Linked DNA regions of Homo sapiens: region 2 is linked to region 1. Evidence: read pairs that join two places in POLR2A ChIA-PET (ENCODE). Cell type or tissue: HepG2. All regions are shown on one strand. Each heading gives the region's core, and the rest is flanking DNA. Links, peaks and the distances in the headings are about the cores only. Region 1 holds the start of GGT1 (gamma-glutamyltransferase 1). Region 2 overlaps GUCD1 (guanylyl cyclase domain containing 1).

Evidence for each region. ChIA-PET counts read pairs that join two places held together with the same protein. Peaks named below come from ENCODE experiments on the same cell type or tissue, not always from the same donor. Only the 100,000 strongest peaks of a DNase experiment are listed, where the experiment ranks them.
Region 2: POLR2A ChIA-PET joins it to region 1 with 12 read pairs; 12 of 35 experiments call an interaction of 5 or more read pairs at or near these places.

The regions. Positions count from the first base shown.
Region 1 is chr22:24,599,883-24,605,250 of GRCh38, forward strand. It overlaps GGT1 (gamma-glutamyltransferase 1), which reads left to right and starts at 3,311. Exons shown (of 16, transcript NM_001288833.2): 1 at 3,311-3,645. RefSeq lists enhancers at 3,194-4,159, 4,160-5,124, 4,532-4,621. In HepG2, for the core only: a CTCF peak has its summit at 4,035 (motif pointing right); DNase peaks (open chromatin) are centred at 2,119 and 4,280; H3K4me3 peaks cover 968 bases.
Region 2 is chr22:24,547,218-24,552,585 of GRCh38, forward strand. It overlaps GUCD1 (guanylyl cyclase domain containing 1), which reads right to left. Exons shown (of 6, transcript NM_001284254.2): 2 at 1,700-1,784; 3 at 691-856. Among named protein-coding and RNA genes, the nearest start is that of GUCD1, 5.2 kb to the right of the region's middle. In HepG2, for the core only: no CTCF peak of the experiment used is centred there; a DNase peak (open chromatin) is centred at 3,014.

The DNA of each region.
Region 1 (5,368 bases), core at 190-5,189:
GAAGTCACAGGGGGCTGTGGGTGAACAGGTGTGCTTGGGCATGTCACCAGGGAGGCCTTGAGACAGGAGCGGGTTGGCTTTCCTGGAGATCAGGCTGTGGCATGGTGTCGGGACTGGGGCATGGACAGTCTTCCTCCACCCCCATCCCCTCCTTGGAGCTTTCAGACACTGCAGATAATTACCAGGTGATGTGATAAATACTACCTGTGGAGGGTGCCTTGGGCAGGGAGGACAGGGCGGCCAGGAGGGGGGCCCTTTGGGCCCCTGCTCTGAGCTGCTCATCAGGAAAGGGGAGAAGCTCCTACAGGCCTGGTGTTGGAGCCTAGCCAGACCCTGTGAGGCCTTGAAAGTAGGAGGTGCATTGTCTGTGCATTGTCATCTCAAGGAATCCACCCAGCAACTGTTCTAGTTATCCCTGCTCTCTAGGTAGGAGACTGAGGCTAGGAAGGGAAAGGCTGCTGTGATACCCACACTATCAGTGGCTGGGGTTGAGTTTAAACCCAGGGACTCTAGGGCCCATGCCTCTGCCATCCTGCCTCTGAGTTTTGGAGCTGGACTTGTTCCATCAAGTGCCAGGCCAGCCCTGCTGCTGGGTGCTCCCAGGCATTCACAAGCTGACAATTCTGAAGGGCCCACGCACTTGGCCATGCTTCAGTCTGTGTCCTGACATCACAGGTGGGTGCTGGAATAACAAATGCTACAAATGGCACTGGGGGTGTTGGCCAGGCTCTGGGGGCACAGGAGTTCTGCCCATGCCCACAGCTGGCCTGTGCTGACCTCCCTCCATCACAGCTGAGTAGCACCAGCACTTCCATTGAGCTGAAGTCTTCCTCCCATTCCTTCAGTGTGGTCTTTGTGGCTCAGAGAGGCTGTGGCCAGGTACAGGATCTGGAGTGGCCCCTGCTTCTCTGCTCTGTGACCTTAGACAGTGGGCAGGATCTGAGGCCAGGCCCACCTGCAGCAGGTGTTACAAAGAGGCAAATTGGCGCTTAATGTTGGTAAGAACTTGCCAGCCAACCAGAGTCCCACTATCTTTGGAGGTAGTGAGCTCCCCATTGGGGAAGGTATGTAAGCCAACCTTTCTGGGATGCTGGAAGATCAGAGAGCAAACACTTGAGATTCTGTGATCCTAATATTGAATCCAATGCTATGATGTTTGGATTTGAAGTCAGTTCTATTTAGCCAGTTTACCAAGTGTCTCCTTGGTGCAGGACACCAGGAGACACAAAATGTCCTGGATAATATTGGGTTTCTGGCTCCCAGGGGTCCCTGAGATGTTGTTCCAGCGGTTCTGGAGTATGGGCCAGGCACCGCTTGCATCTGGACCGATCCGCATTGTTCGATCATTGTGAGCCTCATGATGGCAGTTCGGGATGTCATGCCCCCATGCGCCCCCCAACCCCACCCCGCCATGGCCCTCACCATGGCCCACTCAGGGCATGAGGCTTTCTGGGTGATTGCTGGTATTCAGTGTTGTCAGCTTCTTGGACCTGTCAGTGGGGGTGGGGCTGCAATGAGATGCCAGTTGCAGGAAGTGGTTTGCACAGCCTTCCTGGTGTCATGGGTCACTCTCTTGCCGAGTGGCTTTGGGCAGGTCCCTTCCCCTCTCAGGCTGCAGGTTCCTATGCCAGGAGCTCCCTTCTTGCCCCACCAGGGCCTTGTTTTCCCAGATACAGAGGTGGGGCAGATCCCAGCCCGTTGAAACAGACTGGGCTTTGGAGGCCACAGTGGGCCCATTTCTCAGAGGGACTGTGTGGCTGGATGCTGAGCCAGGCACTGGACTGGCCCTTTGAGCCTCCTGTCTGGCCAAGGCCCCTGAGGCACTGTGGGCTGCTGGTGCCAGCACACAAGGGTGATAAGGAGATGAAAGTCACTAGGATGGTGGGGCGGCACCCGCCCCGGGCTGTGTTGGCAGCTGCCCCTGGCTGGAGGCCAGCTTGGCCCTGGAACCCTCCTCAAGGAACAAGGACACAAAAGAGCCAGCTCAGCCAGCCTCTACCTAGCACCCCAATCAGCACTCCCTTCTTCCCATGACCCCTACCCTCTGCCCAGCTCCTGTAACTGGCCAAGGAGCTAATGGACACCCACCAGGGTCTTAATGAGTGAGCCAGGGTTAATGGGTTACTGGGCCCGGTGACACATTCACCAGCCTCCCAGGGCTCTCAAAGTCCACACTGGCCTGGCCTTGAACGTCTTAGCTCGGCCACCTCCTTTTCCAGCTTTGACACCTCGGGGCTCAGGACGGGCCTAGGGTGGTCAAGAGGTCCCCTGCAGCCCTCACTTCCTGGAAAAGGCTCCATTTCCTGGCCTTCAGGCTCAGGTGGTTCCTTCCGCCTGGCAGGTCCTCCCCAAATCCAATCCCAGCTCGGGCTGGATTCCCAAGGCCCCTATTCTGGTGTCTGCCCCTTCCCTAGGGCTCTTCCCCCTGGGGTGACCATACTCTCATGCCCAGCCAGGTCAGGGCTCCTTGAGAGAAGAATCTGGAGGGGCCAGGATTTGATGGGAGAATGAATGATGGAATGAAAGAAGGAACGTAAGCGTGAGCCTTGCTAAGAGTGACAATACTGGCAGGCTGCAGACCATGTGTGGACCTCGATCTGAGGGCTTAGAGGCTTCGGCCTGCCAGCGCTGTGGGGGCACCCACCCCATCTCATTGAATGGGGCAGAGCAGGTGAGGGCATGAGATGGACAGATGGGCCTCATCCCCCTGCTTCCGTTGCCTGGGGTCCTCGGTCAGCCTGTTTGCTCAGACCCCTGAAATTGGGGGTCAAGGAAGGACCCTCCTGGATTATGTGACTCCCTTCAGTCCAGGTGACCAGGGTCCTTGGAGTGACAGCTCCTAGAGCCCCACCTGTAGTCCTGCAAGCTGGGGAGAGGGCCTGTTAGGAGAGGCATCCCCTGCCCTGGGGTTGTAGAGGTGAACTAGGCTCCTCAGACCTTGTGGGGCCTCAGATGCTTACATCTCCAGCCCCTCCTGGCGTGGGCATCTGGCTGCAGCCCAGCTCTGTGGCCCCATCTCCCAGGGAACCTTTGGTCTAATCTGCCTCCCGCTGAAACCCAGCCTCATTCAGCCCCACCGAGGCTTTCAGAGTTCAGGTCTCTCATTCAGGGTTTGAGACCCCACCGGGCTCAGAGACACCTGCAGCCTGCAGCGGTCCCAGATCACAGCCTCAGGGATGGGACCAGGAGCCAGCCCACATCCCACCTGCAGCAGTTCCTGTGCCTTTAAAGCCTCCCCTCCCCCCGCCCCGCCCCCAGGCCACTAGGGGAGGGAAGGAGGAGCTGGGTCACAGCAGGGAATCTTAGCTTGGTTTTGGTGTGCTGCTGGATGACCAGACCGGGCGTCGGGTGAGCCCAGAAGTGAGAGCAGTTGGCTGTGCCCCAGTGCTGTGTGACCCAGAGGCGCCGCTCACCCTCTCTGAGCTGGTGGACATCATAGGTGGGGAAGCTCAGGTCAGGGCACTCCCATGAGTGTCTGGAGGCCTGAGTCCCATTCTCAGCTCTGCCATATGCTTGCTGCGCTCTAGAGGAGTTCCTCTTCCTCTCCAAGCCTCGGTTTATGTACCCGTGCAGTGGGAGTGAGTTGCACTTCGGGGTGAAGGGGGCAAGACTTGTGTGGGCGCATCCTGCAGAAGGATCCCACAGGTGGGCAGAGCCCTGGGTTCTTTATCCGACTGGGTCTGGGCTGGGGGCCTCTGTTTCTTGGCTGATGAGTTTATGTGAGTTTGAGTGAGGTATGCGAGTGGGTGAAGGAGGGCTGGGGGGAGTCACCTGACTTGTGCGAAGAAGCTCTTGAGAGAGCCGTGGCTTCTTGGAATTAAGAGGAAAGAGTGCAGCATGAACAGACAGGCCCTGGAGGATCTGGCAGCCCTGAGTGGGGGCGGGGGGTCAGCTCTGGAGTAGAGCCAGAGCTGTGATGGGGTTGGGGGACCCTGTGTCCTTGGGCCATGCTTGCCTCGCTCCTGGGTTCTGTTTGTGGCTGTGGATTGGGGTGGGGCAGGGCCGGTTGTGCGAGGGGTCATTGCCCAACTCCAGGGGGCGCCTGCCACCTCTCAGCTATATATATAGGGATATATATAGTTCTTTCGACAGGTTTCCAGCAGGTAGTGGTTATTAAATCTTACTGAAGGGGTGTTTTTTCTGATTCTCGGCTCTGTGCCGCAAGGGTGGAAACTGTGAGAGACAGATTCCAACTCCACGTCTGGGTAGTAAGCATCCAGTCCAGGGCTGTAGGCAGTCCTGGGGAAGACGCCAGAGATCTGTGCATTCTCATATCGAGGGATAGCGACTCCAGGCTGGGGGCTGGCAGGGTAAGGGGTGGGTGGGTCCTGGGCTTACCCGCAGGTCTGCAGACTTCCTGGGGCCAGCTGACCTCGTAAAATCCCTTTTGTCTAAGCTTCAGTTTCCTGCCTGTGAATGGGGTTGGGGCTGTGCTCTGGTTTCACCCTTGTGGCTCTGGGGTTGTGGTGACAAAGCCATCAAGCTGGGTTGAAGGATTAACCAGGAAACTTCAGACTGGCTGCCGTGTCTACCTCTTCCTCATACTCCTCTCTCTGCTGCATCCTGGGAAGCTGCTCTGCTCAGCCTAAATGAGGCTCAGTTGTGTGTGTGCGCACGTGCTTGCACGTGTGTTGGAAGTGGGTGATACTGACACCAGAGTCTGTGTCTCTGGGTGAGTGAGGCTTGCACATTTCTCGGGACAGGGAACTCACTACCTTATGTGCCCAGGACAAGAGCTGTGGGGTCTGGAGAAGACTTCTAGGCCAGCCCCTGCAGTCCTTCCTCAGGTGACATGGCTTCCCCAGACCCACTTCCCCCTAGGTGCCCTCTCTGCATTCAGGGGGTAGAGGGCTGACTGGGACAGAATGTGACACACTCAGCATGTGAGGAAAAGCCTCCTTCATTCTGTAGGCCCTACCTCTATTAACATGTCCTTTGATAAAGTGCCTCCCCTCCTGTCTCCCCTCTCTGGAATCCTCAGCTGCTGCCAGGCTTCAGCTGTGCCCCATTGAAGGCAGCTCTGTCTCCCTACTTTCCCCAGCCCAGGGTTTTCCTTTTGGGGTCAGCTGCAGGGATCTGGGCCATCCTTTGCCCACTCAGACTTTCTTTCTGCCCACCTGCTGCTGTGAATCCTGTATGTCATATATATATATAAAATATGTAATATATTATATATTATATGTAATATATAATATATAAAGTATATTATATAATATGTATTATATTATATATTATATAATATGTAATATATTATATAATATATAATATGTATTATATTATATATTATATAATATGTAATATATTATATAATATATAATATGTATTATATTATATATTATATAATATGTATTATATTATATATTATATA
Region 2 (5,368 bases), core at 59-5,058, 53 kb before region 1:
GATGATGCTTGAGAGAGGGGTGGGCAGCTGGGCTCAGGTCAGCTCTCTGGGGAGGATCGATCACCCTTGGGCTTGTACACTCTGGCAGGCATGAGCAGGAGCCCGTAGCGAATAAGCAAGGGGGATGAGGCTGAACCACCTGGGACAGCTCAGCTACAGCTTGGCTTAGCTAGGTGTCGTCCACGGAACACACTTTGCTGGCATGGCTATGTTGGCATTATTTTTCAAAAGGCAAAAAAAAGAAAAGATGGTATTTTGGTTTTCTTCTAGACTACCAATTATATAGCTTAAAAGCTGGCTCTCCTGGTGAAAAGTAAAAAAATGTGCAAATGATGGCCGGATGAGGTCAGTGATGTTCTCAGAGGCCCTGGGCCTGCCTTGTGCTGAGGACAGTAGGAAAGAACGTAGGAAGTGGCCTCTGCACATTCTGAGGGCTGTAGAAGGCAGGTGGACAGGAGCCAGGACTCAGTACTCAGATCCTCTGGGCAGGCCCGACTGCAAGGGCACCTGCTCTGACTGGCTCCCAAATCCTGCCTATAGCCTCTCTGCTGCTGCTCCCTGGTCTCTGCACACCTGGGTATCTACCTGGGTGTCTAGCCCTTGACTGTTCCCTCTTCCAACTACTGGAACCAGGTGGCCTTATACCTCTGTGTGGCCCCACATGGGAAGGCCTGGTGGCTGGTCGCTCACCTGGTTCTTGTAGCCCTTGTCGACACCCAGGGTCTGGGTACAGAAGCGGTGCCTCACGCCAAAGTGGTGCATCAGGTAGGCCAGGTCGATGGTCCAGATGCTCCTGGTCAGCTGCAGCTTCTGCAGGGCTCTCTCAAACTCACTGTCGTCCAGCTGGCCCAGGTACCTGCAGGTAGACGAGCTGGGGAGCTCAGCTTGGTCTTGAGGGTCAACTGGTCTGAGTCACCCTCCACCCACTGGCCCAAGAGCCCCGTCACAGGTCCCATTCCCCAGAAGTCTCCCTCCTTCATCATGAGACCCTAGGTCCTGCCCACACACTGCCCAGGCTGCTTGGGGCACCGTCCTGGCTCCAGAGTTGCAGGCCTGGACTCTGCTTCTCAAATCTATTGTGTCTTGTGGGCTGTGACCTTGAGCAAGTCATTGTCTTCTCTGGCCTCTTTAGCTTCATCTCTAAAATAAGGTCCCTGATCACATCAGTGGTTTTCAAAGTTTTAGGCAAAGAACGCTTTTGTTGAATTTTCTCTTGCTGAGATTCCCAGGATGTAAAACAGATGAAGATGCAGCTGCCCTGTGGTTCCAGGAAGCCAAATGAAAAACTCTTGTACAAGGTGACGGCTACAGTCCCTCTTGGCTCTCACTGTCCAGGTTTCTGTGATATTCACACAGCCTCAGCTTAACGGTCAGCACCCCATTCTCCCAGGAGCCAGAAACTGGGGAGTGGAGGGCCTCCTATCCCAGTCACAGAACTGCCTTGTAGGACAGGCCTGGGCACCTGGGACTTCCTGGCCACCCCAAGCCCCCAGACATTACTATCATGGAGAGCTGGAAGGCCTGGTCCACCCCTTGCTCACTTTTGCAGATGGGACTAGGACCAGGTAGAAGCTTGGCCTCCTGCAAGCCCCAACCAAAGATAGCTACATGGACCATGGATCCCACCCAGGTCTCTCCCAAGCCAGAGCAGAAGATGTAGATGGGAAGCACCTGGGCCCCCAGCCCTGGCCCCACTCACCGCAGCACCATCCTGGAGCAGGCCAGGCCACAGTCCCAGTGGTAGAGCTGCTGGATGACGGGCACAGGCAGTTGCACAAAGTCCCCTGTGCAGAAACAGAGGGAGGTCACAGACCCTCAGCGCAGAGCCCACCACTCCCACCCTCATGGGAGCCAGTGTCACTGCCTCCTGCCTAGACCCTGCAGGGGCTGCTCAGGGACCTTCCCACAATCCTTCAGGAATCCCCTCAAATCCAGGCTCCTATAATAGCAGTGATCTCCCCAAAACACCGGCCAGAGCAGGTCAGCCCAACTGAAAATCCTCCAGTGAGCTGGGTCCCACATTCCTTAAGACAATACCTCCATGGCTGCTGCCCTAGCACCCTCTGCACCCTTGCCTTTGCTTGTCATAATCCCTCACACCCTGGAGGTCTTTGCACACCTGGTTCCTCTGCCTGGACATACCTGGCTTCCCAGGTGCCTGAGCTAACTCCTGCCCTTGGATGTCACTTCTCCAGTATTGCCCCTCTCAGGCCCAGTGACCCACATGTGCATTCACTTCCCACCATGCCTACTCAAAGCCCTTCTTTTGGTGGGAGCTCTGAGGAGGAGGGACAGAGTCTTTTTCTTTTTTTTCAACAGGGTCTTGCTCTGTCGCACAGGCTGGAGTGCAGTGGCATGATCTCGGCTCACTGCAACCTGCGATTCCCGGGTGGCAAGTAATTCTCCTGCCTCAGCCACCCAAGCAGCCTGTAGTCCACAGGCGTGCGCCACCATGCCCAGCTAATTATTGTAATTTTAGTAGAGATGGGGTTTCACCATGTTGTCCATGGTTCCATGGCTGGTCTCGAACTCCTGACCTCAGGTGATCCACCTCAGCCTCCCAAAGTGCTGGGATTACAGGCGTGAGCCATTCCGCCTGGCCAGCAGGGGCTGTTTTGTTTCCTGCTTTCATTCCAGGGCTGGCACATGGGAGGCACTCAGCAGATAATGTATCTGAGTTCATGAGGCCCCTGGAGGTTTGCTTGACTCCAAAGACCCCAGGACCACCAGGGTGTGAGACCATGGCCAGGAGAAGGGAACTGTCACGTAAGCTATGAAGCATATGTAATATTCTTGTGAGCTCCATCCCCCACCAACCCTGGGCGACCTCTCGGTCTGTCTTTGCCAGGCTGTGAGGTGGAGCAGAAAGGGCCTGACCTAGCGTTCCAGTCTCAACTGTGCCACTGCTGGCTGGCTGTGGGCTGGGCAGCTGACTTCCTCTTGCTGGAATGAGTCTGGCCATCCCTAAACAGGGGGACTTTGGTCTGATTCAGTCATTCAGTCAACAAATATTTCCCAAAAGCCTAGTAAGTGCCTGGTGTGTGTACTGGAGATACAGCAGTGAATGACACAAAGTCACTCTCCTGGTGGATAGCAAAAATAAGCAAACATAGCAAAATAGAGGCCTAGGCTGGGGAAAACAGTGGGGGTGTGCCTTAGAGGGGATGGGGGAACAGCATGTGCTAAGGCCCTGAGGTGGGGCAAATGGGCTTGTGGCATGCAGGACCCTCCTCCGTAGCCACCTCATGAACCTGGACAAAGTTCAGAGTCTAAAGAGGAAGAGACTTATCTCTGCTGTTACTCACTCATGACACTCATTCAGCACGTGAAAACCTTGCCCACATTGTTTCCCCATCTGGCAGGTCTCTCCTGGACTGTGTGACCAGCTCTGTGTAGAGCCACCCCAGGAGCCCTCCTGCTGTGCCAGCCCCAGTTCCCCTCACTTCCCTGTGTGCGCCAGCTAAGACGGCCACTCACTAGTCCTGGGATCTGTCCTGGCCTTTCCAACCTACCAGGCTTTGAATCCCAAGTTCCTCCCTTCCTATGTCTGACCTTCCCCAGCCTTCAAGGCCTGGCTCAGAGGCCATTTCCAGGGCCTTCCCTGATCACAGACTGGCTACACCCTTTCACTCATCTGTACTTCTCTGGGCTTGAGTTCACACTTTGCCTCCTAGGATGCGGCCCTTGCATTGAGCTTGTCTGTGCCCTCCTGTGTTGCTTATACGTTCCCAAGAGGCAGGGACCTATCACTGCTCCTGGTGTCTTTCTACTCCATGTGCAGCAGGGCCCATGGAAGGCACAATGGCATGAGCAAAGCAGGCCACCTGCTAGCTAAGTTGCCTGGCCTCTCTGTGCCTGCTTCTTCCTCTGTGAAATGGACTACCAGACGCCAGCCTGCAGGGTGATGTGAACCCTAAGGACAAGAACGTCTATAAAGCCCTTTGCAGGTGCTAATAATGTGAACCTGCCCCCAGCTGGGGCCTGGTATGCTAAGCCCAGGCTGGACTGAGGCCTCATTCTCTTCCTTCCTCTTAACCCAGATGCCTCCAAAAGATACCCAGGCCGTTCACTCAAGGCGCTCACATGTTCCCCTGCTATCACTGCCAAGGATTCAGTGGCACTGACCCCTGCCTGTCCCTGCCCCAAATTCCACTCCCAGCACCTCTCCCACCTCTACATACAGCAGCCGTAGGGATTCCCATTCAGTTTCCCACTGCTCTTGGAATAAGGTTCTCATCCCTTACCGGGGCCCTGCCTAACCTGGCCCGCCAGCCTCATCTTGGCTGCCCTCACCTGTGGTCTAGTTAACCTGTGAACTCATCAAGGCTTCATTCTACCCCAAGGCATCTGCACGTGAGGATCCCTCTGTCTGAAACTCTCTCCCGGCTGCTGTTCTCAAGGTTGTGTCCCTTCTAGTCATTCAGGTCCCAGCTCAAAATCTCTTCTTAGAGGTTTTTCTGACTAAGCCTTTGAGAAACGAGGGAACTCTCCTTCACAGCATCCTATTCGTTTCCTTCACAGTGCTTGGCAAAAGTAACAATAGCATCAAGCCACTCTCTTGAGACGGCAAGCTTCCTGAAGGCAGGTGCTATGGTATCCTCTCCAAAATTTATGTTGAAACTTAATCTCCATTGTGGTGGTATGAAGAAATGGGTGCAGAAGATATCCACAACCAAAAATATAAATAAATAAGAAGTGTGGCCTTTTGTGAAGTCAGGAGGGCTCTGCCCTCATCAGTGAACTAGTGCCTTATAAAAGGGCTGGAGGAAACTAGCATAGGCCATTTTTTTTGCCCTTCTGTTCTTCTGTCATGTAAAAGCAGTGTTCATGCCCTTTCTGTTCCTTCCACCATGTGAGGACACGTAGGTGGCACCATCTACAAGGAACAGGCCTTTACCAGACACAGAACCTGCCAGCGCCTTGATCTTGGACCTCAGAGTCTCCAGAACTGTGAAGAATTAAATTTCTAGAGCTGGGCACAGTGGCACACACCTGTAATCCCAACTACTCACGAGGCCAAGGCAAGAGGAGCCAAGGAGTTTCAGACCAGTTCGAGCAAAATAGTGAGACCTCCATCTCCAAAAAAGAAAAAAAGAAATTAAATTTCTATTGTTTCTAAATTACCCAGTCCCAGGTATTTTGTTATAGAAGCACAAATGAACTGAGACAGCAGGAAACTTGCTGATCTTGTTCACTGTTATTCTCAGTTGCTGGTGTTGAATGTTTAATAGTAACTCAATAAATATTTGCTGGAAGAAATAAACTTTTTTTAGGCCGTGCACAGTGGCTCACGCCTGTAATCCAAGCACTTTGGGAGGCCAAGGCAGGCGGATCACTTGAGGTCAGAAGTTTGAGACCAGCCTGGCCA